Linked DNA regions of Homo sapiens: region 1 is linked to region 2. Evidence: read pairs that join two places in POLR2A ChIA-PET (ENCODE). Cell type or tissue: GM12878. All regions are shown on one strand. Links, peaks and the distances in the headings refer to the core of each region. The heading gives the core; the rest is flanking DNA.

Region 1 (16,739 bases), core at 5,773-13,772, 100 kb after region 2:
TAGAGAACCATGGGGCCACGAGATTCATTTAGTCAGGCATCAGTAGGGTATATGTTTCATATCAAGGATCCTGTGCGATCCTAATGAAGTTCTAGTGGGGAAATTACATCTGATATTGATTTGACTCTGAGTTTTGTGAAAACTGCCTTTAACTGAACAATTTCCCTAGAAATTTTGCATCAAAATTGATGGCACCTGGAGCCGGGCGAGCCGGCAGGGGGGAGGGGTGGGGGGGGTGGGGTGGGGGGGCTCATGCCTGTAATCCCGGCACTTTGGGAGGCCGAAGTGGGTGGATCACCTGAGGTCAGGAGTTTGGGACCAGCCTGGCCAACATGGAGAAACCCCGTCTCTACTAAAAACACAAAAATTAGCCGGCCGTGGTGGCGCGTGCCTGTAATCACAGCTACTCGGGAGGCTGAGGCAGGAGAATCACTTGAACCCAGGAGGCAGAGGTTGCGGTGAGTTGAGGTTGTGCCATTGCACTCCAGCCTGGGCAACAAGAGCAAAACTCCGTCCCAAAAAAAAAAAAAATTGATGGCACCTATGTTATACAAGACAAGGGAAGGTCATGGAAATGTTCCAGATTAGAAAGACATGGTAACTTGATCTTATACCAAATAAAGGGGGAAAAATGCTTTAAAGGGTAATATTAGACTAATAGATACTATTGGAATACAGATTATGTCAATGTTAAAATTACTTTAGTTGTTAACTGTATTGGATTAGCAAGAGACTATCCTTATTCTTAAGAAATACACACCAAAGCATTTAGAGGAAAAGACTTGTAGTATATGCAACTGACTTTCAAATAATTCAGAAAAAGAAATATTGTAAGTTTCATACATGAGTATGTGCACAATGATCAAGTTAATGGGTAAACTAGGTGAAGCTGGGTAGAATATACAGGTTTTCTTTGTATTATTCTTGCAACTTTTATGTAAAATTATTTCCAAGTAAAAAGTAAAAAATCAATGACAAGTATAGTCTGATTAGGAGACTTTAAGTACAGCGGTTGACTGGCTAAGTTATTTCTCCTTTAAGATCTGTCACTTTTTCAAATTGATAACTAGTTAGTAGTTTCCTCAGAGGTTACTATAAAAATGATATAGCCCAGTGAAATATCTTACAGTCTTGTTATCCTTTATTGTAGTTTTTTTTTTTTTTTTTTTTTTTGAGACAGAGTCTTGCTCTGTCGCCCAGGCTGGAGGGCAGTGGCGTGATCTCGGCTCACTGCAAACTCTGCCTCCCGGCTTCACGCCATTCTCCTGCCTCAGCCTCCTGAGTAGCTGGGACTACAGGCGCCCGCCACCATGCCCAGCTAATTTTTTTGTATTTTTTAGTAGAGACAGGGTTTCACCGTGTTAGCCAGGATGGTCTCGATCTGACCTCGTGATCCGCCCGCCTCGGCCTCCCACAGTGCCGGGATTACAGGCGTGAGCCACCGCGCCCGGCTATTGTAGATTTCTCATACCTCTTAGCCAGGGTTCTGGAGAGAAACAGAACCAATAGGGGAGATACACACACACACACACACACACACACACACACACACACACACACACACGTACACAGATTGACTTTAAGGAATTGACTCACGTGGTTGTGGGGGCTGGCAAGTCTGAAATCTGAAGAGCAGACCAGCAGGCTGGAAATGCAGACAAGAGAGGCTGTTGCAGTCCGGAGAATTAATTCCACAGGGCAGCAGGCTGGAAGCTTGGGCAGGGTTTCCGTGTTGCAGTCTTGAGAATTCCTTATACTTTAGGGAGCCTCAGTCTTTGCTCTCAAGGTTTTCAACTAATTGAATGAGGCCCACCCATATTGCAGAGGGTCATCTTCTGTACTCCCTGCCTATTGATTTAAATGTTAATCATCTAAAACATACCGTCACAGCAGCATCTTGACTGGTGTTTCACCAAACAACTGGGCACTAGAACTTAGCTAAGCTGACATAGAAAATTAACTATCAGACTACTGGAAACAGGGTATTCAGGATCAGAGTGATTTAAGCCCTTGTAGGAAAATGGCAATAAAACCTAGCATGCTCCCTGCCTTCAAGAAAAGCAAACTCTAGGGACAAGCCTGTACCAAGTACACACGAAATAACTATATGACAATTTTAAATGACAGAACGAAACCCTCAATGCCAAGGGGCGGAGCACAGGGGTTCACAACAGGTGAGAAGGGTCGGGAAAGGGAGAGGGCTCAGACGCAAACGAGTAGGCAAGATTTAAGGATGAGAAGGCTTCCTTTGGGGGATGGGGCCACGGGTTCTTCCAGATGAACTCAATCAGCCCCTTACTCTATTCTTTTTACTTTCTCAAAGTATTAAACAAGCAAAGAAACATAACCCTCAGTAAGTAGCATTATGTTATAGGGTTTTATGCCCTACTAAATCAGCATCCTCAGTTCATAAATCCAGCAGATTTATAATGGAACTTTCATACTATAAAGGACTAGAAAATTGAGAGCCTGATTCATAATTTTCCGATTGTCTTAATTACTTAAATATGTAAAATTTTAGAAGCTTTGTTTGCCTTTAATAGGAATGTCATATAATTCAATTTTCTAATTCAGTATTTTTTACTCAATAAACGTTTTCAGACCTTTAAAACTTGTTATTACTTTGTCGTGGTTTTCTTAATTGAAAACTCAAGCATAATTTTAAAAGAGTCTAATCACTATATCTAATTACAAAAAAGCTAAGTAGTGACATTATTTAACTTAAATACAACTTTTTAAAATAATGACTCACAGATGGACAGGAAGCTGCCATTAGAACAGCTGGAGTTGAAAGATGCTTCTGCCATTACAGAAGCCCTCTTTAAAATCTCAGCTTAATGTATGTTAACTTTCCAATTGCATTTGTCAATTCAATTTTAAAATACCAGGAAAATTTTGGAATCTAGGCCTTTGACTGCTTTTTTTCTTTTTCTTTTCCTTTTTTTTTTGGTCAACAATAGCTCTTCCACAAGAAAAATAAAAAAAATATGTGCCTCTACAGAAGACAAACACCCTTTAAAATCTGGAGTAACTTCATACAAGTCAATGGGAGTATTGAGAAGTCTTCTTAAATTACTTTTGCATCTACAAATAGAGAAAAACCTTGCACTACCCCGTGCCTTGCCCATATTAAGTATTTACTCATTCAACAATCATTTATTATATGCCTGTCTGGATTACTTTCATCACCTGACGCTGTTCTTCCTCATTTCTATTACAGCCCCTTAAAATCAGGACTCTAGGGCCGGGGGCAATGGCTCACACCTCTAATCCCAGCATTTTGGGAAGCCAAGGCAGGAGCATCACTTGAGCCCAGGAGTTTGAGACCAGCCTGGCCAACACACTGGTAACTTCCCCCTGCCAGCCCCACACCCCATCTCTACTAAAATTAAAAAAAAAAAAAAAAAAATTGGCCAGGAACAGTGGCTCACACCTGTAATCCCAGCACTTTGGGAGGCTGAGGCGGGCAGATCACCTGAGGTCAGGAGTTCAAGACCAGCCTGGCCAACATGGTGAAACCCTGTCTCTACTAAAATTACAAAAATTAGCTGGGCATGGTTACAGGCGCCTGTAATCCCAGCTACTCCAGAGGCTGAGGCAGGAGAATAGCTTGAACTTGGGAGGCAGAGGTTGCAGTGAGTAGAGATCATGCCATTGCACTCCAGCCTGGGAGACAAGAGTGAAACTCTCTCTCAAAAAAAAAAAAAAAAAAAAAAAAAAAAATTAGCAGGTTATGGTGGTGTCCACCTCTGGTCTCAGTTACTTGGAAGCCTGAAGCAAAAGGCTCACTTGAGTCCAGGAGGTCAAGACTTACAGGGAGCCATGATCGTGCCAGTGCACTGCAGCCTGGGTGACAGAGTGAGACCTTGTCTCAAAAAATAATAATAATAAAATACAATTGCTTTCCGTGGTTCCCTATCACTGGCAAATTAAGTCTTTATATGTATATACATAAAAGATAATGTGTGTTGTGTGTCCATGTGACGTAAGCACTGGATTTCCAGAGAAGGCCCCTGAGGCCTTTTCAAGGCAGGATAGTATAGCATTTAGGTGCACAGACTATGGAGTTTGAATGCCTGAGTTCAAATCTCAAATTTATATCCCACCACACCCTCCTGCATCAGCTCCCCTGACAAATTCCGCCTCCCAGGCTTTCTGAACTGCTTGTCTTTCTCTGAGTAAGCTACGTGAACATGTTTGTGCCCTTACCCTTGGCTCTGCATGTCTCTTACTAGATATTTTTCCTCTAACTCTTAGTGGTCCTTCTTTGAGCACCTCCCCAGAACCTCTTAGGCTGTGGAGAGCACCAGGGCTCCCTCAAGCCAAGCACTTGCCTCACAGCTGCTTTTCTCCCCGTCTAGACCACGAGGACAGGTGGCACTCCCTCCGGTAAGTGTTCCCTCCTTGGGCAGGTCTCCCCTGACATTTCCAGACAGAAGCAGGGGCTCTTTCCCAGGTGATCTCTTGGAACCTCAAGCATATTTCTGTGTGTGTAGCAAGACTCTGTAATTATCTCTGTCTCCCACTGACACTGAGAGGGACTTTGTCTTATTCCACTTAGTAGCTTCAAGCACAAACATAGTTCTCAGAACACAGGGGGTGTCTGTGTTCAAATAGATAATTTGTCGAACAAATGGATACATATCTACAACATCTAAGAATACTTTTAAAATACAGAAGAGGAATCACAGAAAAATCAACCAAAAACGTCAAGTAAATTGTAGATTTCCCTAGGCAAGCTCTGGCCAAAGTTACACTATAATATTTATCTGAGATGCCTAGAATTCTGTTTTCTCATAATCTGCTTTTGTCTTCATCTCTAATTAAGCTAAATTTAAAATGATAAACTGGTAAGTTTATAATTTCACTATGTTTATAAACCACGAGTAGCTCTAAGAACTTTGAGAGAAAATAAAGCCTATTCATTGTTTACAATTTACAAGGCTAAGGCATAAAAATTTCCCTTTTATTTAACACACTTTTACAATATCTTGTTTAAAGGTGAATTATTTCACTATTAATGTCTTTAAATATAGTTACAAAACAAAGCACCCAGAGATAAACATAAGAAGTCTGCCTATAAACACACTGATGGCCGAAAATGGAATACAACTCAGTCCAAAGAAATCATTTTAAAAACAGCCACAAAGGAAATCTTAAACTGAAATCTATTCTTCAACAGCTACTCGAACGTACCAGGCAAACTAAGTGACGACTTAGTGATTTACCATCAAAGCATGGTATGTTGATAATACTGGAATGAACACAGACGTAAAGATAGATGCTCATGGTGTTAAAAGTAAATGCCCTTGGCTGCTGTCTGAGGCACTGTCACAGTCTACTATTTCTTAAATCTGATTTTTGTTTGTTTTGTTTTTTGTTTTTGAGGCAGTGTCTTGCTCTGTCACCCAGCCTGGAGTGCAGTGGCACAATCTCGGCTCACTGCAACCTCCACCTCCCAGGTTCAAGCAATTCTCCTGCCTCAGCCTCCTGAGTAGCTGGGACTACAGGCACACACCACCATGCCTGGCTAATTTTTTTGTATTTTTAGTAGAGACGGGGTTTCACCATGTTAGCCAGGATGGTCTCGATCCCCTGACCTCGTGATCTGCCCACCTCAGCCTCCCAAAGTGCTGGGATTACAGGCGTGAGCCACCGTGCCCGGCCTTAAATCTGTTTTTTTAAAGTCTCATGGTAGCCTCACCAACGTTTTTGTTTGAACTTTATCCTCTCTGCACTATGAATATTCCTGTTCTCCTTGGGTTGGATTTTCTCCACTTTTTGAAGAATGTCTTTATAATCTGCAGTAGCCTTCAAGAGCCAAAGTTAAGTATAGTAATGTTGGCCTAGCCGGCAATGTGGTAGGTATTTCTTTCTAGATGAAGAACCCTGTCTTGTGTCCCCTCGAATCACATCACGTAGGTAGCCATCTGTGTACTCTATCTACATTAAGGTAGGCCCCGGGTAGGGAAGAATAGGGAGACAATGCAGGAATTTAGACACTAGAGCTCTGCTAACAATTCCTTATGCATGACTGCTGCATCCTTCCAGAGGTGTTTGTGACTGAGACAAGACGGTATTTTAGGGGTTCAGTAGCAGTTTCTATGCCCCTAGATCTAACACTTAAGCAGTGTTTTCTCTGAGTAACTGTGTTAGTCTTTAGGCTGCTACCACAAAACACCATCAACTGGGTGGCTAATAAACAATAAACATTGATTTCTCACAGTTCTGAAGGCTGGGAAGTCTAAGATCAAGGTGCTGGCAGATGCAGTATCTGCTGAGGGCCTGCTGTCTGGTTCATAGATGGCATTTTCTAGTTGTGGCCTCATATGGTGGAAGGATTAAAATGAGTTCTCTGTGTCTCTTTTATTAGGGCACTAATCCCATTATAAGGGCAGCACTTTCATGACCTAATCACCTCCCAAAGGTCCCACCTCCTAATGCCATCACCTTGGGGATTAAGTTTTCAACATGTGAATTTGCAGGGGGTGGGGCACAAACATTCAGATCCTATCACTAAGAAAACAGAAGCAAACAGTGGCTTCTAAACTGATGGGATCTGGGTGCAAGCTTGTAAGACAAGGGCCCAGGAAGTTCCTGTTGTAGACATCCTCATGAAGGGACACAGCAGAAAAGCATTTCAGAATCAGAAGGGATTTTTTTTTTTTTTTTTTTTTTTGACAGGGTCTCACTCTCTCACCCAGGCTGGAGTGCAGTGGCATGATGATGGCTCACTGCAGCCTCAATCTCCACGGCTCAAGTGATCCTCCCACCTCAGCCTCCTGAGTAGCTGTGGCTACAGAGGCAATGCCACCACACCCGGCTAATTTTTAAATGTTTTGTAGTGATGGGGTTTCATTATGTTGCCTAGGTTGGTTTTGAACTCCTGGCCTTAAGCAATCCTTCCACTTTAGCCTCCCAAAGTGCTGGGATTACAGGCGTGAGCCACCACGCCTGGCCAGAAGGCATCTTAAACATATGGAAGTCATGTGACCCAGATTTTCCACTGCAAGCACAATTCCAAATATTCTTCCCCTCCATCAGACCATGAGCCATATAGGTCACCTGGGCTACCATCTTAATTTTATTATTATTTTTTGAGATTTAGTCTCACTCTGTCACCCAGGCTGGAGTGCAGAGTGCAATGGTGAGATCTCAGCTCACTGCAACCTCTGCTTCCCAGGTTCAAGTGATTCTCCTGCCTCAGCCTCCTCCCGAGTAGCTAGGATTACAGGCGCACACCACCATGCCCAGCTAATTTTTGTTTTTTTTTGTTTGTTTGTTTTTGAGATGGAGTCTCAGTCTGTCGCCCAGGCTGGAGTGCAGTGGCACGATCTCAGCTCACTGCAACCTCTGTCACTCGGGTTCAAGCAATTCTCCTGCCTCAGTCTCCCAAGTAGCTGGGATTACAGGTGCCTGCCACTGCACCTGGCTAATTTTTTTTTTTTTTTTTTTTTAAGTAGAGATGGAGTTTCACCATCTCGGCCAGGCTGGTCTTGAACTCCTGACCTTGTGATCCACCTGCTTTGGCCTCCCAAAGTGCTGGGATTACAGACGTGAGCCACTGTGCCCGGCCAATTTTTGTATTTTTAGTGGAGACAGGGTTTCACCATGTTGGCCAGGCTGGTCTTGAACTTCTGACCTCAAGTGATCCACCTGCCTCAGCCTCCCAAAGTGCTGAGATTACAGGCGTGAGCCACTGCGCCCAGCCCCATCTTAATTTTATAGGCAAAGAAACTGAGCATAAATAATTTGCCATTGTGGAAATGTGGATGGTGAAAGAAAAATATATTAAAACAAACATTTTTTAAAAAATTGTCAAATATCACACAAATAGTTAGTGCCAGATGGAAATGCTAAACTGTTACTTCCTAACTGTCCTTCTAACCAATCTCTAGGACACATGTGAAGGTCTCTTGCAGTGTAATTCTAGACTTTTTCACTACTTACACTGAATATGCATTTTATGATTTTCATCATTAAGAAGACAATCTGAATTTTAAAAAGAAGTTTCAGATGAACCAATATTTTCTCCTCCAAAAATGAATGAATGTTTTAAGTTTAGTATTGAGAGCTAGCAAGAGTCTAGTTTAAGTTGAGAGTCTTTTTAGTAACCGGTTTTAGGATAAACTAAGGAGAAGCTAACAAGACATCTGAATGTGTGAGCTTCACATTAGAGCACTTGATGAGTTATCATGCATACAATTAAGTTGTAATAATTGAGTCAATAATAAAAAAAAAAATCATAAAATAAGGCCAGGTGCAGTGACTCATGCACTTAGGGAGGCCAAGGCAGGAGGGTTGCTTGAGCCCAGGAGTTTGAGACCAGCATGGGCAACATGGCAAAACCCTGCCTCTACAAAAATACAAAAATTAGCTGGGCATGGCAGCACTCGCCTGTATTCCCAGCTACTGGGGAGGCTGAAGTGAGAGGATCGCTTGAGCTGGGGAGACTGAGGCTGCAGTGAGCTGAGATCGCACCACTGCACTCCAGCCTGGGCGACAGAGTAAGACCCTGTCTCAAAAAAAAAAAAAAAAAAAAAAATTCATAGAATAAAATGAATGAGGGAGAGGGAAAACCCTGAAGAAGAAAAGTGGATAATATATATATTCAGGGAGATTTGTTTAGACATGATTATTCACTGCTGTCTAAAATAAACTTTAGATTTTAGGGTTTTGAAGTTTTCTCAATCATAATCAAAGAGCGAAAAGGGAAAGCCAGTGAGACATAATGATTCTGACTCTAGGAAATGAAGCTGTGTGTAGCATTTCCTTCTCATTCTCACTGCCAGTCTAAGGGAGGAGAACGGGAAAGCTGAAAAACTCTCAGCCGCAGATGATTGAATGACAAGTTTCAGAATGATGGGTTTCAAAATCACTCCAAATGCTACTTATTTCATTTTAAAAATAACATTTTTTCTGTCTATAAAGTACTATTTATACTTCATAGAAAACTCGAAAAATAAAAGAAAGCTGAAAGAAGTAATAACTCATACTCTTCATATTCAGATAACCTTTGTTAATATTTGAATGTTTTTCATTCTTTTTCTCCAAATACTGTAATATTTTTATACAGCTAATACCATGCTAATAGATTTTAGTCTCCTAATTTAGGATAGTATTATGAATATTTTCCTATGTCATTTAAAATTATTTGCAAAAAGTTTGTAAATGGCTGTGAGATATCATAACCATACCCTAATTTATGTAATGATTTTCTTATTTACAAGTACCATATGTAATGATGTAGTCAATATCTTTGCACATAAGTTTTCCATATTTCTGTTTATTTCCTACGAGAGCAGACTAGAAGTTGAACTACTACGTCAGAGTTTGAAGAATTTAAGGTTCTTGATAACATCTGTCAGATTAACTTTCAGAATATTGTACTAATTTATGCTCCTACTGCCCGTGGGTGAAATGCCTGTCTTACCACTGACTCAGCATCTCTGAAAGATGACCACTTTATGGACATTTTTGCTCATCTGAAAGGGACAAGGGGAGACCGTGTTGCTATTCTAGTTTTTGATTCTTAGTGATTTTGAATAGATTTTCATGTAAGTATTACCAATTTTTATTTCCTTTTCAGCAAGTTATCTGTGTTCTTTAACCATTGGGAGTTTCTTTGGTAAAGTAATTTAGATGTACACATAATGATAGTCCATTATCTGTCATTACTATCTATTTTCATCTTAATTTGGAGAATCATTCTCTTTTAGAACTTTCTTTTTTTCTTTTTTTTTTTTGAGATGGAGTCTCGCTCTGTTGCCCAGGCTGGAGTGCAGTGGCACGATCTCGGCTCACTGCAAGCTCTGCCTTCCAGGTTCACGCCATTCTCCTGCCTCAGCCTCCCAAGTGGCTGGGACTACAGGTGCCTGCCCCACACCCAGCTAATTTTTTTTGTATTTTTAGTAGAGACGGGGTTTCACCGTGTTAGCCAGAATGGCCTCGATCTCCTGACCTCATGATCCGCCCACCTTGGCCTCCCAAAGTGCTGGGATTACAGGCGTGAGCCACTGCGCCCGGCCTCTTTTAGAACTTTCTAAGAAAATGTCATAAATCAATAAAATAAAATTTTAAACTTGTCACAACTGTGTAATACTGCTTGCAATAACTTTGGAATGACAATACTTTTTGTAAAATGATTCGTACATTAAACACTTTACCGAAAAAAGGCTTTAATCCTGGCTCTGCCTCAAACCAGAATTTTTATCTTAAAACAAAATTTCAATGAATCTTAGTTTATCTGTAAAATAAGATGGTTAATCTTTGAGTCCATCCAATTTAAAAACTAGGCAACTTGTGCTCACAAAAAACGATACACAGCACCACCTAGAGGTAAAAAGGAATACTTTTGTACATTTTTCATTTATTAAAAATGATTTTTTAGCCTTAACAATACAATATTAAGTCAATATATTTTATACTTGCAGAAAGTGCCTGGGTAAATATATGAGAATTGTAATAGGTCTATCACATCGGATAAAACTTTTAGAATGAATGTCACAGTTGTCAGGCCTCTGAGCCCAAGCTAAGCCATCATATCCACTGTGACCTGCACTTATATATCCAGATGGCCTGAAGCAACTGAAGATCCACAAAAGAAGTGAAAATAGCTTTAACTGATGACATTCCACCATTGTGATTTGCTTCTGCCCCACCCTAACTGATCAATGTACTTTGTAATCTCCCCCACCCTTAAGAAGGTACTTTGTAATCTCCCCCACCCATAAGAAGCTTCTTTGTAATTCTCCCCACCCATAAGAAGGTTCTTTGTAATTCTCCCCACCCTTGAGAATGTACTTTGTGAGATCCACCCCCTGCCCACAAAACATTGCTCCTACCTCCACCACCTATCCCAAAACCTGTAAGAACTAATGATAATCCACCACCCTTTGCTGACTCTCTTTTCAGACTCAGCCCGCCTGCACCCAGGTGAAATAAACAGCCTTGTTGCTCACACAAAGTCTGTTTAGTGGTCTCTTCACACGGACGCGCGTGACAATAGTAGCTGTAAGAATTCTTAGCTCCTATATGAATCTAGGTCATTTTCTTTCCCCTATCATGACTTTTTCTTTTTTTTTGAGACAGAGTTTCATTCTTGTTGCCCAGGCTGGAGTGCAATGGCGCGGTCTCGGCTCACTGCAACCTCTGCCTCCCAGATACAAGCGATTCTCCTACAGGCACCTGTCACCATGCCCAACTAATTTTTGTATTTTTAGTAGAGACAGGGTTTCACCATGTTGGCCAGGCTGGTCTTGAACTCCTGACCTCAGGTGATCCACCCGCCTTGGCCTCCCAAAGTGCTGGGATTACAGGTGTGAGCCACCACGCCCAGCCTATCATGACTTTTTAGGGGATCAACTATTCTTTTTCACATTCCTTAGGAAAATCAGTAACACTCTCTTTTAAGTCTGATACTAAGGATCAAAGATGTCTACCTAATACTGTGATATATTGTATATACAATATATATTGGGTACACTGGATACATTCTTTACCCTGGGGGCTTTGTGGACTTGCTGAAACTATGGTCACAAAAACAGTTCCTCCATGGTTAGATACACAATGCCATTCTAGGGTTCAACTTCAGGGAAGGAATCCCTAAATTGGAAATGTGGCTAGCAACAGAAAATTCCAATGGTGGCACCCTGAATCTACTGGGACTTGAAGAAAAATGTAATCTCTGCAGAAGTGTGACATCTATAGCAAACGTCTGGTCATTGTTAACATCTGAATTATCACCACAGATTTTTTTCCACACCAATGTTAGCAATGGCTTCCTCCTTATTACCACTTTTGGAACTGTGCTTTTTATTTTATATTTATTTATTTAGAAACGGAGTCACACTTTGTCACCCGGGCTAGAGTGCAATGGCTGATCTCAGCTCCCTGCAACCTCCACCTCCCAGGGAACTGTGCTGTTTTAACTTGTAGTTTCCAAATTGTTCTGAGCGTGTTCTTCAGCTTCATCATGTTTTGCTTCCAATTAAATTGTAAACTCACCAAGTGAAACTGCATCTTCTAACTGTCCTGGCTCCACTGCCCACCACGCCCCTAGGTGTGCCATAATATGAACACTTACATGGACTAGGTGGCATTGCCTTGCTAGGAATTATGAAATACAACTCTTCGCCAACACGAAGGTGAATGTGCAAGGTTAAACGGAGTTCAGGCAAATAAACATTCAATATTTGTTGTGACAAAGTTCATGAACAGTGTTGCCTCAGATCTAAGTTTACCCTTGAGTGGTGTAACTTAGATTTAAAAGAAAAACAACAAAATCCTTTCTGAATCTTCCTCCAGTTTGTATGATCTCCAATTTCTAATTCATAGTTTGGGAATAGATTCTGTCTGGGAAATTGCATAATAACTTTTTTTTTTAAACAGGGAAGAGTAAAAAGAACTATTTTTTTTATCCAAGTTTTTATTTTGAAAAATTTCAAACATCCTTAAAATTTGGGAGAATAGAATAATGGGCACTCATAAACCCGCCACCTTCATCTGGCTATTAGTAACAGTCTTCTTTATCTATTTTTATTTCTGATCCCATTGAAAGTAAGTCACAGATATCATGACACTTTTTTCCTAATATTCCCTGAAGCATCATTTAAGAACAAGGATATTCTCCTTCATAACCCCAATGTCATTATCAAACCTAAGAAAATCAACAGTAATGCCCTATCTCATATCCAGCTTAAATCGAAATGTCTGTAATTGTCCCAATGATGTTCTTTATAGCTTTATTTATTTATTTTATGAGAGTGTCACTCTGTCACCCAGTTTTGAGTGCAGTGGCACGATCACAACTCACTGCAGTCTTGGCCTCCTGGGCTCGATTGATCCTCCCGCCTCAGCCTCCTGAGCAGCTGGGACCACAGGTGTGTTCCACCATGCCTGGCTAATTTTTGTATTTTTGTAGAGATGGGGTTTCACCATGTTGCCCAGGCTGGTCTCAAACTCCTACACTCAAGTGATCCTCCTGCCTTGGCCTCCCAAAGTGCTGGGATTACATATATGCGTGAGTCTTATTTTTTAAAATCAATGTTTAATCTAGATTTACACATCTCATATGGCTAGGCCATCTTTGAAACTCTCATTCATTGGGCACCTACCATGTCCCAAGCTACACAGGCCATCCTATTTATTTTCACAAAAAAATTTGAGATAGTTTTTGTTTTTACTTAAGATGGCGATAAAGTATCTACTTCTGGGTACTTTGATGTATTTTAGTTTTTTGTTGTTTGTCTTGTTTTGTTTTTGAGATGGAGTCTTGCTCTGTCACCCAGGCTGCAGTGCAGTGGCGTGATCTCAGCTCACTGCAACCTCCACCTCCTGGGTTCAAGCAATGCTCCTGCCTCAGCCTCCCAAGTAGCTAGGACTATAGGTGTGCACCACCACAACTGGCTATTTTTGTATTTTTAGTAGAGATGGGGTTTCACCATGTTGGCCAGGCTGGCCTTGAACTCCTGACCTCAGGTGATCCACCAGCCTCAGGTGATCCACCAGCCTCAGCCTCCCAAAGTGCTGGGATTACAGGCATGAGCCAATGTGCCCAACTATATTTTAGTTATTTACCATTACATTCACAGAGCTTATTAGCACAGAGCCTTGCACATACATAGGTACAAATACACAGCTGTGGAATCAATGAAACTTCATGTGCTTTTCCATTCTGGTAGGAAAACTACAACAACAACAGCAAATGATGGTATATTACCTAATTTGTTGTAATGACACACCGAGGTAGCCTCTCATCCACACTCTCCTGCTTCTCTAGGAACTTAAGGGAAAAGTTTCAGAAACCTAACGTTAGCTGCCTAAAGCAACCTGCTGCAGGATAACAATTAAAATTCATGCCAATTTTGCATCTGTTCAATATGTTTTGCTTTAATATTTAAAATGATTTTCAATTTAACATCAAGGAGGAAGAGTTTCCCATTTGTCTTGTTTGGTCATAGGGTGTATCAGATTCAGACACTGAAATACATGGAGCCAATACCAAATATCAGATTTAGCATCCAGGCAATTTCTTTTTTCTTTTTCAGGTCACAAGATTTTGAGAACCCAGATTCAAATAAAGAAATAGATATGGCCAGGTGCGATGGCTCACGCCTGTAATCCCAGCACTTTGGGAGGCCGAGGCGGGCGGATCACGAGGTTAGTATATCAAGACCATCCTGGCTAACATGGTGAAACCCCATCTCTATTAAAAATACAAATAAATAAATAAATAAATAAATAGCCGGGCGTGGTGGCGGGTGCCTGTAGTCCCAGCTACTCGGGAGGCTGAGGCAGGAGAATGGCGTGAACCCGGGAGGCGGAGCTTGCAGTGAGCCGAGATCGCGCCACTGCACTCTAGCCTGGGCAACAGAGCGAGACTTCGTCTCGGAAAAAAAAAAATATATAAATGGCAATAACATTTTAATCTTTGTGAGTTATGATAGGCTAATCCCTAACAAGATATACACAGATTTATTGCAGTAAAGGTGATAGAGTAAAGCAATTTCAGCCTAATTTTGGTATATTTCTTGACAAGTATTATCTGGTGGGAAGGTAAGTCATTTATGTCATTTGCTGGGCTAAAGGTTCTCTGATTTTTTGTCAGTCTCTTTTACAATCTAGGAGACATATTTGTCAAAGAACTGTTAGGAAAGAAAGATGTCTAATAATGATTTTTACCATGACTAGTATAATTTCGATGACATATAAGTGAAGAGTCTCAACTCCTAGTTTCTATGATAAATATTAATTACAGCAATCTTGTACAGAAATGTATAGTATAGCCTTTCAGGTGTTAGCTGGATCTCCTAAATAAGCCAGCTTTGTAAGTCACCACCTGCATTTAAGGTAAGCAGTGAAGTCATTCACCTTATTCAGATTTTTATATTTTTTTGTGATACATTTTCCATTCTCTATGAGGGAAAATAATCTAAACCTGAATTCAAAGAAACCGTCATTTCCTTCTGCTAAGCCAGCATACATCTATCCAAATGAGCAATTTTCATTTTTTTGTGTGTCACTAGTTTGTATTAAATGGTTAGTATTGATCAGACTGAACGTTTTTACCTTTTTCTTTTAAACCATCCCACTTCACATACTGAGAAAGTAAAAAGACAAACTCTCTGGGATGAAGTGTTTTCGGGAAGGATGCAGGTTGACAAGTGCATTCAGAGTGTGCTGAAGCTTGGCCATTCCTGCAGTTTTGCCTATCAGAAATTTGACCTTGGCCGGGCGCGGTGGCTCACGCCTGTAATCCCAGCACTTTGGGAGGCCGAGGCAGGCAGATCACGAGGTCAGGAGATCAAGACCATCCTGGCTAACACGGAGAAACCCCATCTCTACTAAAAATACAAAAAAAAAAAAAAAAAATTAGCCAGGTGTGGTGGTGGGTGCCTGTAGTCCCAGCTACTCAGGAGGCTGAGGCAGGAGAATGGCATGAACTGGGGAGGCAGAGCTTGCAGTGATCCGAGATCGTGCCACTGCACTCCAGCCTGGGCGACAGAGTGAGACTCTGTCTCAAAAAAAAAAAAAAAAAAAAAAGATGATAGATATAAAAAAAATAGATAATAGACCAACAGGGCCAAGCAGATAGAGAAACAGGTTTATATTTACATAGCTATCCGATATATGACAGACGGCATTACAGATCAGTGTGGAAAAGATGGATTAATCAATACATTCTATCGGGACAATGGCATGTCCATATTGGGATACATTTAGATCTGCACCTCACACTTAAATACAGATTAATCCCAGGGAACCTAAGGCTATAACTATGAAAAAAAAACACTTTCAAACTCTTAGAAAGACACATGCCACAGTGAAACTTGAAGACATTATGCTAAAAGAAAGAAGTCAGTCACAAAAGGAGAAATACTGTATGATTCCACTCATACGTGGTACCCGTAGTCAAACTCATAGAGACAGCAAGTAGAATGGTGCCAGGGGCCTGGGTTTTGGAGAAAATGGGGAGCTATTGCTTACTGGGTATAGAGTTGCAGTTGGGGGAATGATGAAAACTCTACAGGAGAATGGTGATGATGGTTGCACAACATAGTGAATGTACTTAAGGCTACTGAAGTGCACGCTTTAACATGGTTAAAATGATAAATTCTATGTTTTGTATATTTTACCACAATTTTTAAAAAAACTCTTAGAAGACAATGTTACACTCAGCAACGGTATATTGTTATACAGACAGCATCTCCCACTGATAACTAAAAATACTTAATAGACATTAAAAATATGCTTTAAAACATAAAATAACTCACCGGAGGGTAAAATCACAGGCCAAAATCTATGCGAAAGTGGGAACTCAGAGCAGATTGCAAGAGAAGATGTCTTGGTGCTTAGAGGCTTAGGTAGAATAAGAACACGTTCCTAAGAAATTGTAACTAAAACCTGAGCCTCACCTGGGTGTTCTGCCCAAATTCACATCAGCTGATGATTCTCAAAGCCTGCAGCTACCGCGTTAAAGTGGTCCTGGGTTAGTAGACCTCTAAACACCTGGTAGAAGTAAATATAAATACTCTTTGAAGGGATCCACCTTCATCTGAGGCCTCACAAAATCCCCCATAAATAATTTTCTATGGATAACGAACAGCTTACAGTTAAAAACAAAACAAAAACCAACCACACAAGAAACAAAGTGCATGAGGGAGAACCAGCAGAAACAAGACCCCAGAAAAGGACTCACAGAGATTATTAACAGAAGGAACAGTCTAGATAGTCCGAGA
Region 2 (16,739 bases), core at 3,364-11,363:
TTCTGTTTATGCATTCTGTAACTGCTTGCATGGCTTATGTGATCTGAAAAAAACTTCTTAACTGCTTTGAGTTAGTATGTCTTATAGTATCGGATAATAGATTGAAATTGATAGACATTATCTCAGATTCGTAACTTCAAAAGGCTATTTGTAAACTTAGTTGATCTCTTTATTTTGAAGAGTGAATTCCCCAGTTTTCAACTAGCTATGTAGAAGAAATTGCAATTTGTCACTTTTCGTTAGAGGTTTAGTTTCTGTCTTAGTCTGCTTGGGCTGCCATAACAAATAACATATCCTGGGTGGCTTAAACAGTAAGCACTTATTTCTCACAGTTCTGGAGGCTGCCAGATCTAAGATCAGGATGTCAGCATGGTTGGTTTCCAGTGAGGACCCTATTCCTGGTTTCCTCACATGGAGGAGGGAAAGAAGGAGAGATAGGAAACCAGCTGTCTTCTGTCTCTTCTTCTAAGGATACCAGTTCCACCAGAAGCACTCCACCTCCATGACTTGATTTACCTCCCCAAGGCCCCATCTTCAGATACCATCATATTGGGGATTAGGATTTCAACATATGAATTTGGGGGGACACAAACATTTAGTCCATAGCAGTTTCCCATAATTTGACACTGCCTCAGTTAGCCATTGGAGCCTTAATGTAAAATAATTTCCTTAACCTAAAATGGAATGGGGTACCTTAATTGAAATATGTTTGCAGTTTGAATGATATGTAAACTTTGAAGTTTACAGCTTCTGCTAGCAGATTAAAAACTTTTTTTTTAATATGACATCAGACATTTTTGAAAACAGCACTTTGGACGTTGCAATTTGCACGTTTACTTATTAAATAACACTAATTGTCTAACAACATGGCTCACATTTTAGTTGCCACCATACTTTATCTTTTAACTTTATACATTAACTAAGATGTAACTGCATAAAGTACAAAACTTGCTGGCTAACTCTTCAGTCCACAAAGCACTATGTAAATAACAGAAGCTCATCACAGTCAGTGACAAGTCATGTCACTTATTTCAAAGTCTATCTGTGATTGGCCACTGTGCATACAGTTCACACACAGAAGTGTTAGTGTTGCCTCTCTGTCCCCCATGAGAAACTCATGATGTTTTAAAAAAATGGATAATTGAAAGAGTTGACCAACAGAGATAAAACTGCAATGAATTAACAAAAAGTGTTCATGAAATACTAGAAGTGATAGTTGAATCAAATATAAATGGAGTTAAAGAAGAAATAGCTCACCATGGAAATGTGGATGCTTTCACCATTTGAAAGACTATAGATATACAGCCAAAGGAATTTAGTGAAGGTAAACTTACATACATGATACAAGTGGTATGACAAAAAGGATGAAGATGTCCCAGAGGAAGTGACACTAGCAAAAACTTTGCATACTGAAGGAGCTGTCAGAGATATTTCATGATACTGAAAGAGCAAAGGACAAAATGTTTTAAGTTGATCCAGACTTAGGAAGGAGTGTGACAGCTTGCCAAGGCATAAAAGATACTTGCTCCACATCATAAATTATATGATTAGAAGACAAGCACTATTTAAGCTATTCTTGTTAAGTTTTCACAAAGAAAAGTAACACTTCTCAATGTTTTTAATGTTTTAATTACAGTACACTAAATAAACACTAGTTTTGCTATTTTTTCCATTTCCATATGTACATTTATAATCAACAGTAAGAGTTTTTAATGTTTTTAACATGAACTTTTATCTTGGAATAATTATAATTTTTCAATTGATTATTAAGATTGCTTTACATGCTGCCTGTATATTACAAATATTTGTATATTACAAGTAGTAGTTTATAAATATTTATTAGTTCTGGTCTCTGCTTTTGAGACACAGGATAAAGACTTAATCTAGTGGGGAAATTAGTTACATAAATGAATTATATCATTCAAAGTGCTAAGGTATACTTTGCTGCTTTGACAGGTGGGTCAGTGAAGATTCAGAGGTGGTAATATTTGAGCTGGTACTGGTGCATGATTTTGCCAGTTTGATAAAGGGGGAAAGGAAAAGGTGCCTATCAAGGAGATCTGAAACACCAGCTTGTTCCACAAACTAGGCCAGAACAAAAGCTGCATCTGGGTGTGGTAAGAGCTACTAGAAAAAGGCAATGTGGGGCACAGATTTGTGGAACCTGTTAACGGATTATAAGATACTTCAGTAACAGACTCGGAAAGTTTTGGGGTTTTTTTCTTTTCCCTTTTTTTTTTTTTTTTTTTTTTTTTTTGAGACGGAGTTTTGCTCTTGTTGCCCAGGCTGGAGTGCAATGGCGTGATCTCGGCTCACCACAACCTCCACCTCCAGTGTTCAAGCAATTCTCCTGCTTCAGCCTCCCAAGTAGCTGGGATTACAGGCATGTGCCACCATGCCCGGCTAATTTTGTATTTTTAGTAGAGACGAGGTTTCTCCATGTTGGTCAGGCTGGTCTCGAACTCCCGACCTTAGGTGATTCCCCCCCACCTCAGCCTCCCAAAGTGCTGGGATTACAAGCGTGAGCCACCGTGCCTGGCCCAGACTTGGAAAGTTTTTAAGTGGACAAATAAACTGATCAAGTTTGCATTTTAAGAGACAACTCTGGATAGTGTTGTAAAAAATGGTGTTATAGTAATTCAGGGTAGAGATGTTGGGGACCTGAACTAAGGCAATGTAAAAGGAAAGGAAGGAACAAATTAACAGCTGCTTAAGGGATAGACTCCGTAATACTTGGATGGAAAGAAAAGCTGAGGGAGAGGAAAAAGTAAAATATAACTTGTAGAGATACATATTATCTAATTTCAAAGATATAAGGATTAGATTACTATAATGACTGTTCTGTGATCTTGGTGTAGGCCTTTCCTTACTTTGCTGGATGGGGTGGGGGCAGAAGTATAGGGAGGAAATATTTGTATGCTTCATCGCCAGTGTTTTTTTTTGTTCATTTCTTTGTTGTTTTACATTTTGTTGATTAATAATAACGCTATATGAGAGAATAAGATTCAGCAGAGTTCAAAAGTATATGTTGGGTATTCTTTTCCTGTTTTTCATGGTTGTGGAAACTCATATTATAAAAACTTCAGTTAGGTCCTGGATGATAGTGTTGTAGATTGCACTGTTGAGAATTCTTTTCCTCTAGAATACAGAGTAGTTCTAGAAGGGAGGGTTGTCCCTCTAGAAATAGATTAAGAGTAATTTAGGAATTCACTTCTGGTCTTTCTAGAATAATCTAATTACCAATGAACAGTCTTAAGGAAGAGAGGAATGACTCAGAAGTTATTCCAATTATTTTTGGACAGTAGAAGTCTTAATTTCTAGTATAAAACCAAAAGTGAGTACATTATTGTTATTATTTTTCTTAATTGCTTCTTTGCATTCATAGCCATTTGTGTTCTTTGGTTGTTTCAAAGTCTGTTTAATTTTGCATATTAGTATATGCATTCTTCAAGTAGTTATATGGCTGCTAACCATAACCTCTTTGAGTTTGTCTGTGGTTGCCATTATTAAATCAGAGAAAGACATGCATAATAAAAATATTCCTTTATTTAATAATCTCTTTGCCTCCTTGTGGATGTTCTATCTTCTTTCTCCTAAATACCTATTTCCTTAAGAGATGTGCAGGATAATCATCAGGATTTTACTGTGAAATGTAAATGAGTCCTAACATTAGTCTTTTGGCCTCATATTCAACATACCCAGACTTGCTTCTCTTCTGCGTAACTTTATCTTGGCTAATGGCATGTAATTTAAGAGTGCCACCTCTGAAATCACACTCATCTAGAGTCAAATCCTAATTCCTACATATGCTAACTTTATGAACTTTAGCCAAGTTATGTAACTTCTCTGTCCTTTGGCTCCACCCCCCGTTTTCTCATCTATAAAACAAAGAGATTATAATAGTATTTACCTTTTAACATTTTTTTCTTTTTCTTTTTTGAGACGGAGTCTCGCTCTGTCGCCTAGGCTGGAGTGCAGTGGCACGATCTGGGCTCACTGCAACCTCTGCCTCCCAGGTTCAGGTGATTCTCCTGCCTTAGCCCCCCGAGTAGCTGGGACTACAGGCGTGTGCTACCACACCCAGCTAATTTTTTGTATTTTTAGTAGAGACAGGGTTTCACCATGTTAGCCAGAATGGTCTCTATCTCCTGACCTGGTGATCCGCCTGTTTCATCCTCCCGGAGTTGCTGGGATTACAGGCGTGAGCCACCGCGCCCGCCCCTTTTAACATTTTTTGTTGGAATTAAATGAGAATGTGTTAAGTGCTTGGTACATACTAAATGTTCAGTAAACAAATCTTAGTGCTATTATCATCTATTTAATTATCAAGCTAGGAACTTTCTAGCTTCCCCTCTTCACCTTCCAGCTGTCCTCTCTCATCTGAAATCAGTGTCCTTGAGACCCATGATTCTAGCTTAGACAACTCCCTCATATTTGCCTCCTTCTCTTCACCTTCTGCCTTATGTCAGGCCCTGCTCTCTAGAATGTTGTGGTAAATTTTCTGCCAGACTCTAATTTGTGCTTCATAATCAAATCAAAATTATGTTAATAAAACAATCTGAGAGCCTCCATTGTCTACAGGATGGTTTCTCTTAGCACATTTGAACTCCCACATCTTTTAAGACCCAGGTAAAAATGCCATGTTAACCTAATTAATCTTTCACGTTTAATGTTGGTTGCCTCTGTGACATTTTGTTCTTTTATATTTTTAGCTCATTTTACTTGTCTGTGTCTCTCACTTGGACTGTAAGTGCCACTGGGATGGTAATTCTTATTAATTTTTATATTCCATTGCCCAACTTAGTGCCTGGCATATGATAGTTACTTGGAAAGTATTTATTAATTAGTGCATTGATTATACACCTGAAGAGCCACACTCTTCATCTGTTTGCCTCCTCTTTCGCTTTTTAAAGGTCTGAGTGACTAAAGAGATCAGAACAGGAGGGCACATCCTAAAAGCAGGATGCCCCATGATCCCCAACTCTAAAATCGAAAGAGAAGTTTGGGAGGAGAAAGACCTAAAGGGGTCAAGAGTAAAGACAATGTATGATTGAATATTGAGATTAATGTCTAGTGTCCTTTACATTTCAATCAATATTAAGGATAATATTATAAACATCGTTTTTACAAACTTAAGCATTAATTTTACTTGTAGGCCCTGTCTTTACACATTATTGGCAATAGAGTCTCAGTAGAAACATCAGAAGAGTTTCAGGCATTGGAAAGGAAAGCAAGTTAAAAACTCTTCTATTGTCATCGTTTAGTAAAGAAAAGAAACCCAGGCCTAAGACAACAACAAATTGTATCTGGGAAACTGGAAATAGGTTAATTCTTGGTATTCTGGGAAAGATGACTAGGGAGTAGCCAGGTGCCCTACAATTTGATATTCCTCAGGAAGCCATTGTCTCCCTCACAACTTGGCAGCAGCATTCCCTTTCTTACCCCATCCAACTCACTCTCTGCAGGTGCCATTGCTTGCAGTTTTTCTTACTTCTCAAGTTGAAACATTCTGCAAAAGGCTTTATGATACAGTTGGTAAGGTAGAGTGTTGCTAGTCATATAGGTCAGGTTATTTTTGGTTGGGTAATTTATTGTATGATTTGGAACCTAACTATGTAGTGTTTTTCTGTGATGAATCTGAATTCTCAGACTTACAAGTGGACTTTTAGAACATAAACACTTTGCACAATAGAGATTGTCTTGAGCAAAGAAATTCATTCTTTTTAGAAGATGTGAGAGAGAACAGGATGTCTGTTCAGTTTTATTTCCTTTTTCTAGGGGAATCTCTGCCACTCTTCTAGTTAGTATTGAAGTATATTTTAATTCTGAAGTTGAAGATAAAATGGATTCTTCAGACATACAACTTGTATTAGTAAATTATAATTTTACTAATTATAAATTAGTAAAACTTGTATTTGCTTTTATTGATGGTTTAAAAATAAGTTTCTTGTTGAGATTGTTTTGAGTAATGAGAGATCTTTAAAATTTTCAAAAGGAGGATTAATTCATTTGTTAAATATTTCTTGCCTGCCCAGCACTGTGCTAGGTGCTGAAAATACAATGGTGATCAAAATAGACATTGCCTTTGTCTTCTTAGACAGTTTATAATCTATTAGGAAAGAAAGATAGCACCCTCCTCCCCCACCCACCAACAACAAACAAAATGAATATAAATTTTGATCAGTGATATCACAGGATACTGAAATACAACAGTATGGGGGGACATAGGACATTGGAGGGCTAGGGTAGCTAAAAAAGGCTTCTCTGAGAATATGGAATTAATGCTAAAACCTGAAAGATGAGAGAGAGTTAGACATTCCAGGAGTGGAGTAGCATGTACAAGGGCACTGCGGCAGGAAAGAGCTTAGTTATATGATTCTTAGAACTAAAAAAGGCCAGTGTGGCTGGAGCAAAGGAAGAGTAGCACAGGATAAATTTGGAGGAGTAGATAGGCTGTATTGTGTGGGGCTTTGTAGACCTGATACGGCATTTGGATTTTATTTAAGTGCAGTTAGAAGCAGTTGCAAAGGATTTTCAGCAGGGGAATGGCATGAAAGCGCTGAAAAGATGACTCTGGCTGTTGTATGCAAAGTGCTGAATGGAATGAAGGAGACCAGTTAGGAGGCTGTGGCAGTAGTCAGTGCAAGAGATGATGGCAGCTTGAAATAGGGTGGTGCCAGTGGAGACTGGAGTGGAGATTTTTGGAAGTGGATTTGACAGTTTGCTGATAAATGTAAGGAATGAGGGAAAGCGAAAATCAATGACTTTCAGATTCCTAGCTTGAGCAACTGGGTTGACGGTTGGTGCTAGTTAGTATAATAAGAGTAGGGATAAGAAAAAAAATTGGGTTACATTTTAGATAAATTGAGTTATCTGTGGGACATCAAGAAGAGATGTGAGATAGGCAGTAGGGTGTATAGGCTGGCGTCTGAGTAGAAGGTTGGGCTGCTGACACCAGTGACGAAAATAAGTGTCTTTTAAAGCTATGAGAATGGATGAGACACCTGGAGAGCCAATGTAAGGAAAGAAGCACACGGTTCCTAGAAGATGGGAAGGGCAGCAGAGCGTAGGAGGTGGGATTGGCTTTAGATAGACAGGAAGAGACACTTTTTCATGTTAACACAAAGACAGGAGGCCCATCTGGGTACAAATTTAAGAAGGCTTATAGATGGGTTGGCGTGAAGGTGAAAGAGTTTGAATCTGATGGCTTCTGTGTTTTCTGCAGTAGAATCCATGGTTGTCTACTGAGAAGGAGGAGGATTCTCAGAAGTGTGAGAAGTTCGAAACACCGTGGTAGACAGAAAAAAATAGTAGGTTTCCCCAAGGGTGTCTTGGGCAGTCTGCCTGGCTATGAAATGAAAGAGGGAAAAGTCCTCTAAGTTTAATAGATGAGCAACTAAGTGGTATAGGTAAATGGTATGAGCAAGTAGCCTGAAAAGCAGGAGAAAGACGTTTTCTGGTCTGCTGAGTCTGCATGGCTTGCTTACAGTAGGTCAGAACCAGCTTCTTTAGTGGCTTTGTCACTAGAACACTGGGATTGTAGTGTTCTTTACCTCCAGTCAACTCTTGATTATGGTAATAGTTATATCTCATTTGGGGCTCAAGAGGATCCTAAAACAAAAGTAAATGGTACAGAGAATTACAATATTAGCAGAGTACAAAAGTATATATTTATCAGAAATAAGTCACGTGCCCAGAAAAGTTATCTGTGCTTATAAGTCACAATGACATGTTGCCTTAGCAAAGATTATCTAATGTAAACTTTGCTTCTAGTTTATGGACGTGTGAGAATACTAAACAAATTTTGCATTTCTTTCCTGAATTAGTACTTTAAAAATATGCAACTAGAAATTTATCCTCCCTAAAAGTAATATTTTAACCTCCTCTTCATTCCAAACTCTAAGTTGCTTACTTATTTTTAAGATGTGGTTACTTAAGGTAAGAAAAAGTAAGTTATTTGATCAACTTTCTTTTTTTAAAAAAGAATTACTTCATTTTTCTCTTTAGTCTGACAACATTATGGCATTAAATAAAGTCCAAGAGGTATTGGGCTGGTCTTTGTTTGGTCTCTGGTGGTTTAGATGAGGCAGAACTGAGTCTCCAGGAATCTGAATATTATCTCAAAAAGTTAGTAGCAGCCACTGTGCAAAGTTTGAAGGCCCAAGTCAAATCTGGGGCATATCCATGGATGTGTGGTAAGGCATAGGCTCCAGCTCTCGTGCAGAAACAACAGGAGTGGGATTTGATCAACTTTCTATGCAACCTTGACCACCCAGAGTCAAGGGGTCCTCCCACCTCAGCCTCCAGGTAGCTAGGACCACAGGCACAGGCCACCATGCCTGGATTTTTTTTTTTTTTTTTTTTTTTTTTTTTTTATAGGGATGAGGTTTTGCTATGTTGCCCAGGCTGGCCTTGAACGCTTCGGCTCAAGCCACCCACCCACCTCAAACCTCCCAAAGTGTTGGGATTACAGACGTGAGCCTGGCCAATAATTGCGTCTTAGTAGCCTGTATCCAAACAGTCAAGTAGGAATTGGTAATCTTATTAGGAAAACATTAAATAGGATGTTTTCAATAATGTCTCCCTTCTCTGTGCTCATATTTTCTAAGTGTAAGCAAGCTGGAATTGCATAAAGTGGGGCATAATATTTTCTCTAGCAAAAAGCTTTGAAATATGTATTTTTTTCTTTTTTTTCTTTTTGGTGACTCATGGAGTGGGAGAGCACTGTGATACCAAAAGCTGTTTGGTAGACTAAGCAATATTTACTCAGCCTCTAATGATGAGAAACCCAAGCCTTCTGTTCCTTAGAATACACAGATGTTTATTTGTAAAGCAAGTGTACGACCACTTTCTGAATTTGAGGAGCATTCTGTTACAGTTGAGGGAGGATATTTTTGTTGATTCAGTCAATGTTGTAGCAATTTGCAATGTTAATGATAGGAGTTTGAGTGTCTGTCAGATACTGTTATGTGCACGTGATACGGTGTGATGGGATCTGTTAAATAAGGGAGGAGGGACACAGAAATAATTCTTTCCAGAATGCTGGCAAAATGTTTTGAAGAATTAAGATATTTTACTAAAATTTATTATAGAAGTTAGAATTTTGCTAGGTATAGTAAACTATAAGTAGTTCTTGTCTTAAAAGAATTACTAAACAAGCCAAATTTATAAGTAAATCATAAAATCCCTTTTCTTCCCCAGAGAAGGAAAACAAGTGATGGCTTCATAATAGTACAGCTTTTTACCCCCCACGCCCCACCCCCGAGCCTTTTTGAGAAAGCTTGTATTTGTGATGGGTTACTTCTGAAAGTTTAACATCAAAATTTAAAATATAAGATATACTGAATAAAAGTTGGCCTGTACCTGGAGGATAACTGAAAATCATGACCTTGGAGAAATGGACTCTCAGAGCAAGTTTTTGAGCGTAGTCTATGCCTTGAATGGTTTTATAATGCAGATGAATGAATCTACTCCGGTGATGTTTGCTAACTTCTGGCCAAGTGCCAGGCTGAGTGTGTGTGTGTGTGTGTGTGTGTGTGTGTGTGTGTGTGTGTGTTGCACTTGGTCATCTAATGTTTGAAATACCAAGCCTGCCATTCTGGAAATCAGAAATGTTTATTTAGAACATAGTCCAGAGTCTAGATTAGAACATGTAAGGGAGTTCCTGTATGGAAAGTTTTCCAAAGCTTTAGTTTATGCAAATTCAGGGAATATCAACAGTTATTTCATTATGGATTTTGATGCCACATGGAAAACTAAACCACTACTTTAGTGATACAGTAGTATTTTCATTTGCTTGCCATTATTCGTAAGTATTTTAAAGTCATCATAATGTGTTCATGCTTCTACTCAGTCTTTAGCTAGAGGAAAGCTTCAATGTGTGGATGTCTGAAATCTGTTCTGCACATAGTGGGTTTTTCAAGTTACAGTTGCATAGTCTGTTATGATTTAACTTGCCACTTTAGAGACAAGCTGTGCTGTAATACACTAGATAACTAAGTGCTTTCAAGAGTTACCGCATCTGTGCCGGGCGCGGTGGCTCATGCCTGTAATCCCAGCACTTTGGGAGGCCAAGGGGGTTGGATCACTTGAGGTCAGGAATTCAAGACCAGCCTGGCCAACAGAGTGAAACCCAGCCTCTACTAAAAATACAAAAATTAGCTGGACTGGGTGTGGTGGTGCCTGTCTGTAGTCCCAGCTACTCCAGAGGCTGAGGCAGGAGAATCACTTGAACCCGGGAAGTGGAGGTTGCAATGAGTTGAGATCACATCACTGCTCTCCAGCCTGGGCAACAGAGCAAGACTCCATCTCAAACGAAAAAAGAGTTGCTGCATCGAGATAAACTACCTCACACACACACCTATATACACAATTTGTGCAGTTAAGTGCTTTTTTTTTTTTTTTTTTTTGAGACAGAGTCTTGCTGTGTTGCCCAGGCTGGAGTGCAATGGCACAGTCTTGGTTCACTGCAACCTCTGCCTCCTGGGTGCAAGCCATTCTCCTGCCTCAGCCTTCCCAAGTAGCTGGGATTGCAGGTGTGCACCAACAGGCCCAGCTAATTTTTGTATTTTTAGTAGAGATGGGGTTTCACCATATTGGCCAGGCTGGTCTCAAACTCCAACTTCTGACCTCAAGTGATTTGCCCACCTTGGCCTCCCAACATACTGGGATTACAGGTGTGAGCCACCGCTCCTGGCCTTTAAGTACTTTTTGATGTGCAGTTAGTTTTTATGCTTGCCTGGGCAAATGCTTCTCAGTTGGTGTACCATCATTTTTCTCAGGATTTTCATCAGTGTATACAATTTGTTTTTGCTACTAATGAATAGAATAGGTATGTTCTTGTGATAGTCTGAGCAGAGCCAATTGTGTGACTTGATATGGAGATACTGTTAGTTTCAAAATAAGATAGGTAGTGTGATATAAAGCCAGCACCAAAGAAAGAGCTAATTTTCTGGAAGTTGGGAAAACATTGCTTTGCCTGTTTGAGGGGGCTCAGTCGGGTCTTTAGGAAGTTTTGAAGTGATACTCTGCTGAAGGGCAAATTAGTGAATGATAATTATAAATAATTATAAATGATCTGAAATACGAAATCATTTCAGCCACTTTTAAAATAATGCTGTAATAGCTTTCCCTTTTTAAAAATGAAGCTAAAAATACTCCTTGGGTCTGCCATTTCCTTTCTATCTACCAGCTATTATTCTGTGTATTTACCAGCTATTATTCTATCTATTGATCGCTATTATTCTCCTTGCTGCAGTAAAATATCCAGGAAAAGTTTTCTGTATTTCTTATTTGTACTTCCTCACCTCCCAACCATTATAACTGAAATGGTTGTCATTTCCACTCTCACATTAACTTCTTGCACACTCTCTTGCAAGAGTGAACTCTTGCATACCCCCATCACCACACTTCTTCAAAATTATCAGTAATGATTTTGAAACAAGTGACTACTGCTTAAAACCATTTCCTAGACCCACAGAGATTCTGATATATTTGGTTTGAGAGATGTCACCAAGGTGGTGGAGTATCTGCCCATAAAAAAAATACAGACAGCTGTTCACAAACCAAAATAGCCCTAGTTTAGGGTGGGGCCAGGCATCAGTATTTTTTAAAAGCTGCTCAGATGATTCTAATGCCAATCAGGCAGAAAACTACTGCTCTAGGGCCTTATCTCATACATAGTAACACCTAAACCATGCACTGTGACCTACAAGGCTCCTGCCTGGCTCTCTGATGCCACCTCCTGCTGATCTCCATTTCCTCTCCTCTAGCCACCTTGGTCTCCCTCAATGGTGCTGGAACTTTGTTTTGTTCATCATCATATCTCTAGCACTAGAACAGTGCCTTCTTGCACACAGTACATGTTCAACAGGTATTTGTTGAATTCACGAATTCAGCACGTCTGATGTTCTTATTCTGTGGTAGTGATTACTCTGCAAGTAGTGCTGACTAGGTTGGTAGTGTGTTGAGTCTTCAGGAATGCTACTGAAAAGCCCAGTATTTGAACATAAGTCACAAGCCCCCACAGTCCAGCTTACCCATCTTCTAACACTGTCTTCTACTTCGCTGTCAGAACACCTACTTTTCTGTTTTTATCTTTTGCCATGAGTGGTATTGACACTTCTGATTTTTTTCTGGTCTCCTATTTCTGCTTTTATTTTGTGTAATTTTTTTTCTATATTGTTACTCATCCACTAGTTTCTCTGGGTAAAAAAGACTAGTTTTACCAGCGTTGCCAGTCAGTAAGAGAGCTTATTTTTTTTCTGTGGGTAAACGGACCACTCATAGGATGTCCAGTATGTAATCTTTGGATCCTATCCCCTTCTCTTGGTGGGTGCAGGTTGATAGCTCCTTTGATGAGAAACTGAGGTGGAATTCATGGGGGAGGGACAGGTTTTAAAGGGAAGGATGAGTATCAGGGGAGATATATGTTTCTGAGGTCACAGTTGGAAGCCTAATTGATGGAAAATTGAGATTTTATTGTACCATTATCTAAGTGCAAGATAACACTGCTTACAACAGGGGCCTGCAAAGTTTTCTTTTCTTTTCTTTCTTTTTTCTTAAGTATGGATAGTAGGTATTTTGGGCTTTTGGGCTTTGTGGGCCGCCATGCAGTCTGTGTCTAATGTTGTGGTGCAGAAGTAGACATAGACAATGTGTGAACAGAGTAGTGTGGCTGTGTTTCATAAAACTGTTTATGGGCATTGAAATTTGAACTTTATATAAAATTATGTAAAATACTGTTCTTTGGATTCCCCCCCCAACCCCCACCAGTTAAAAATACAGTCAGGAGCCATGTAACAGTGTTTCAGTCAACTACAGCAGACTATACAACCGTGGTCCCATAAGATTAATAATACCTTAATTTTACTATACCTTTTCTATGCTTAGCTACACAAATATTTATCACTGTGTTGCAGTTGCCTACAGCATTCAGTACAGTAACATATGTACAGGTTTGTATCCTAGAATCAAGAGGCCATACCATATAACCTAGGTGTGTAGTAGGCTATACTGTCTAGGTTTGTGAATACGCTCGTTGATGTTCACACAACAGTGAACTTGCCAAACATCGCATTTCTCAGATCTTATCCCCCTTGTTAAGTGACTCATGACTGTACAAAAACTGTTCTTAGCTAGTGAGCCATAAAAAGGCAGAAGGCAGGATTTGGTCCTTGGGCCATTCATAGTTTGCTAACCTCCAGCTTCACATTTATGTAGTTTTGACTTGGAAAGTCGAGTTCTTGACCAGTAGTCCTTTTCATACCTCACATTATAAAAATTCTTTAGATTTTGTGGTTGGTGGCACATTACCTCTTTATTAGTGTCCATATGTAAATTTTGTACCCAAAAGCTCCTTATCACGTTAGTGTCTTTGCCCTCTATGTTTTAGCACCTACTCCTGGGCCACATTGTTTGAGCCTGTCTTTTATTATGTCTTTGCAGCGCCCTGCTTCTACAATAAAACAGCTGTTTTTTTTTTTTAATTTAATAAACATTCCTTTCAGGCTGTAACAGGTGCTATGGAGGCCCCCCTCTTTCACTGTAGTTCACCTGCACTCCTGGTGGGCAGATCCCCAACATGCTGACAAGCTCTTTTCCTTAGGTGCAGGGATCTCTGAGCTTGCTCTGCCTGAGTGCAGGGCAGCCAGCCCCATGCTGGCAGCCAAGAAGTGTTAAGAGTTTTTAATGTAATGGCCCCAGGAGTAACCCTTAACAAGGAAGTGGAGAGATACCTCATCTTTCTCCTCTGTGGGAGAGTTCTGAGGCATGCCCTGAAGGACTGAACTGCAGGTGCTCACAGCAGTGAGGAACCTCCAGTTGGCTTTTCTCCCCATCTCACTTTCACTGATCCCCTCAAGTGTGCTTCCTGGGATTTCCTTCCCACAAATAAGCTGCTTGCACCCAAGTTCTTAGGTCAGGGATGCCTTCTGGAGGAACCCAAGTGACATGTGCTGGTGGACTCATAGTGCTCTTACAGCTCTTTTTCTCCTTGCCTCCCCACGGGGAGTATATGATGGAGCTTCCTTAGTGGGTGACATTGACACTAGATGTGAGAAAGAAAGTATTACAGGTTGAATATTCCTTATCTGAAAGCTTGAGACCAGAGTGTTTCTGATCTTGAATTTTGAAATATTTGTATTGTACTTAACCGGTTGAGCATTCGTAATCCAAAAATCTGAAATCTGAAATGTTCTAAAGTCTAAAACTTTTTTTTTTCCCCTGTTTTCTGAGCATTTTGGATTTCAGAGTTTCACATTAGGGAGGCTCAGCCTATATATACTACCTACCGATCATTCAGTTCAGCTCAACAGTAACTCTACTTGATTACCAGCATTCTTTGCAGGTTATCTTTTTCTGCCCTTAGTTTTCTGTTCCTGGAAAGAAAAGTAATATGTGATCAGTCATCTAACCTTGGTTGTCTTCTATAAGGTAGATCAGAATTTTCTGTTTCCAAAAGTTAGTTGGCAAATTCTGTGCTAGAAAGTAGGGTGTAGGGTACTATATACAATTAAGTATCACTGTTAAGCAAGTAGTTATAAAATAGCAGTTACATGCATTCTTTTGCCAAACTTCAAATAACATGATTGGCAGGACTTTGCCAAAACCACAGATGTTGAAATTTCAAAATGGTAATACGATCACAAGTAGCTGTAGCCGTAATTCTCCCATTAAAATACTTATTGATTAAAATAGGTTTTTAATGTCTGGAGAATTGAAAGTCTTTTTCTACCTGTGGCATGTTTCTTCCATAATGAGAACTTCAGTCGTATCAAGTAAATTTCACCATTGTAGAAGGTGTTTCAGCCATATAATCAATGTGGAAATCTGATTTTTTATTTAGGGATAGACTAGTTATGTGTGTGTGTGTTTCAATTTCTAGATTAATACATACTTTTAAATGTCTTAAAGTTGATAAACTCTTTTTAAAGGTACGACTATATTAAAATGAGCTTTATCTCAGAAGCATGATAGTTTTAATTTTTATTTGCAAAAAATTATTCACTTTTTTTTTTCTTGAGGTAGGATCTCGCTCTGTCACCCAGGCTGGAGTACGGTGGTGCAATCACAGCTCACTGCAACCTTGATCTACCTCCCAGGTTCAGTCCATCTTCCCACCTCAGCCACCTGAGTAGCAGGGACTACAGGCACATGTACCATGCCCAGCTAATTTTTTGTAGAGATGGGGTTTCACCACATTGTCCAGGCTGGTCTTGAATTCCTGGGCTCAAGTGATCTGCCCGCCTCAGCCTCCCAAAGTTTTGGGATTATAGGCGTGAGCCACTGTGCCCAGCATTCACATGTTTTTCCTTCCCCTGGAAGTTGTTTTCCTTGAGACAGAGTCTCGCTCCCTTGCCCAGGCTGGAATGTAGTTTCACATCACAGCTCGCTGCAACCTTGACCTTATGGGCTCAAGTGATCCTCCTACCTCAGCATCCTGAGTAGCTGGGACTACAGGCACATGCCACCATGCCTGGCTAATTAAAAAAAAAAAAATTATAGAGATGGGACTTCACCATGTTGCCTTGCCTGGTCTCGAACTCATGGGCTCAAGCGATCCTCCAGCCTCAGCCTACCAAAGTTCTGGGATTACAGGCATGAGCCACCACGCTGGGCCTGTTCTTTTTGTGTGTGTTTTGTTTTGTTTTGTTTTTTGAAACATCACTTTCCCTTTTTTTGGCACTTAGTAAGTTTAACATACAGTTGATCCCAGCAGTCTTTACTTTGATTGCAGCTTTAAAAACCAACTTCCTATCCTAGTCATAAGTAAATAAATAACTAGTTGAAGTTGGATTTTACTGCTACAAGTTTATTGTTACGACCTGCCTTATCTGGGGGTAGCTAAATCTTGTGTAAATTACATTCTTTTCTTTATTTGGTTTCATTTAGTTGCATAAGGCTGTTAAATAGTTGAACAGATATTAATGTTTCCTGTTATACTTGTACCAAAACGTGCTCAGAGAAAAATGTTGGGCAGTGTGACTTTAGATCCATTTTCGGGGATCTATTTGGGAGAGCACATGTGGCCAGAATGTAGTTTTTTATTTTTTTATTTTTAGAGCTTTCTCTTAAGTTATAGTGTTTCTCATGGGTGTTTTCCCTGTTCCTCCTCTTCACCTAGGATATTGGTCTCTGTTCACTTTGGTTCCCCATCTTTTCACCACCCATTATTCACCTTCACACATTTCTGCAACTTCATAAACCACAGTCTGTTCAGTTTCTCATCAGAATGTTATTGTCCATTCCTATAGGACGAGTTCCAAGCCCACCAACTCCTTGTCTTTATTAATCCTTCCTATTCTAGCCCTCAGGATTCTGTTTTCTGAGAATAAGAGGGTACTTTCTCTGTCATCCATGTGTCCCATTTTGTAGTTGACTCAAACATTCTTAGTTGCCCTATATATTCTGCCTCAGCTGCCTTGTGTACTGGCTTTTCAGGACAGAGCGTGTTTTCTCAGCTGTTAATGTTTCTTTTGTACCTGTCACATAACAGTAACTTAGTAGTTAATTATTGCTGTTAAATACCCAATTATCTAGTTTTCTGCTTTTAATTTCTCAAAATCACCTTGGTGATTTTTAAGTGATTTGTTTATTGTTTGTTTTTTATAGATGTAAAAAAAGATTGGTCTGACCATGCTCTCTGGTGGGAAAAGAAGAGAACTTGGCTTCTGAAGACACATTGGACCTTAGATAAGTATGGTATTCAGGCAGATGCTAAGCTTCAGTTCACCCCTCAG

The links. ChIA-PET counts read pairs that join two places held together with the same protein. Peaks named below come from ENCODE experiments on the same cell type or tissue, not always from the same donor. Only the 100,000 strongest peaks of a DNase experiment are listed, where the experiment ranks them.
Region 1: POLR2A ChIA-PET joins it to region 2 with 11 read pairs; 6 of 35 experiments call an interaction of 5 or more read pairs at or near these places.

What each region holds. Positions count from the first base shown.
Region 1 is chr14:52,817,346-52,834,084 of GRCh38, reverse strand. All of the region lies in intron 1 of LOC105370500 (a long non-coding RNA gene), which reads right to left. Among named protein-coding and RNA genes, the nearest start is that of GNPNAT1, 34 kb to the right of the region's middle. In GM12878, for the core only: a CTCF peak has its summit at 10,336 (motif pointing left); a DNase peak (open chromatin) is centred at 8,824.
Region 2 is chr14:52,919,229-52,935,967 of GRCh38, reverse strand. It overlaps FERMT2 (FERM domain containing kindlin 2), which reads left to right. Exons shown (of 15, transcript NM_006832.3): 3 at 16,612-16,739. It overlaps LOC105370500 (a long non-coding RNA gene), which reads right to left. Exons shown (of 3, transcript XR_943867.3): 3 at 5,734-7,611. Among named protein-coding and RNA genes, the nearest start is that of FERMT2, 23 kb to the left of the region's middle. RefSeq lists a silencer at 9,863-10,157. In GM12878, for the core only: no CTCF peak of the experiment used is centred there; no DNase peak of the experiment used is centred there.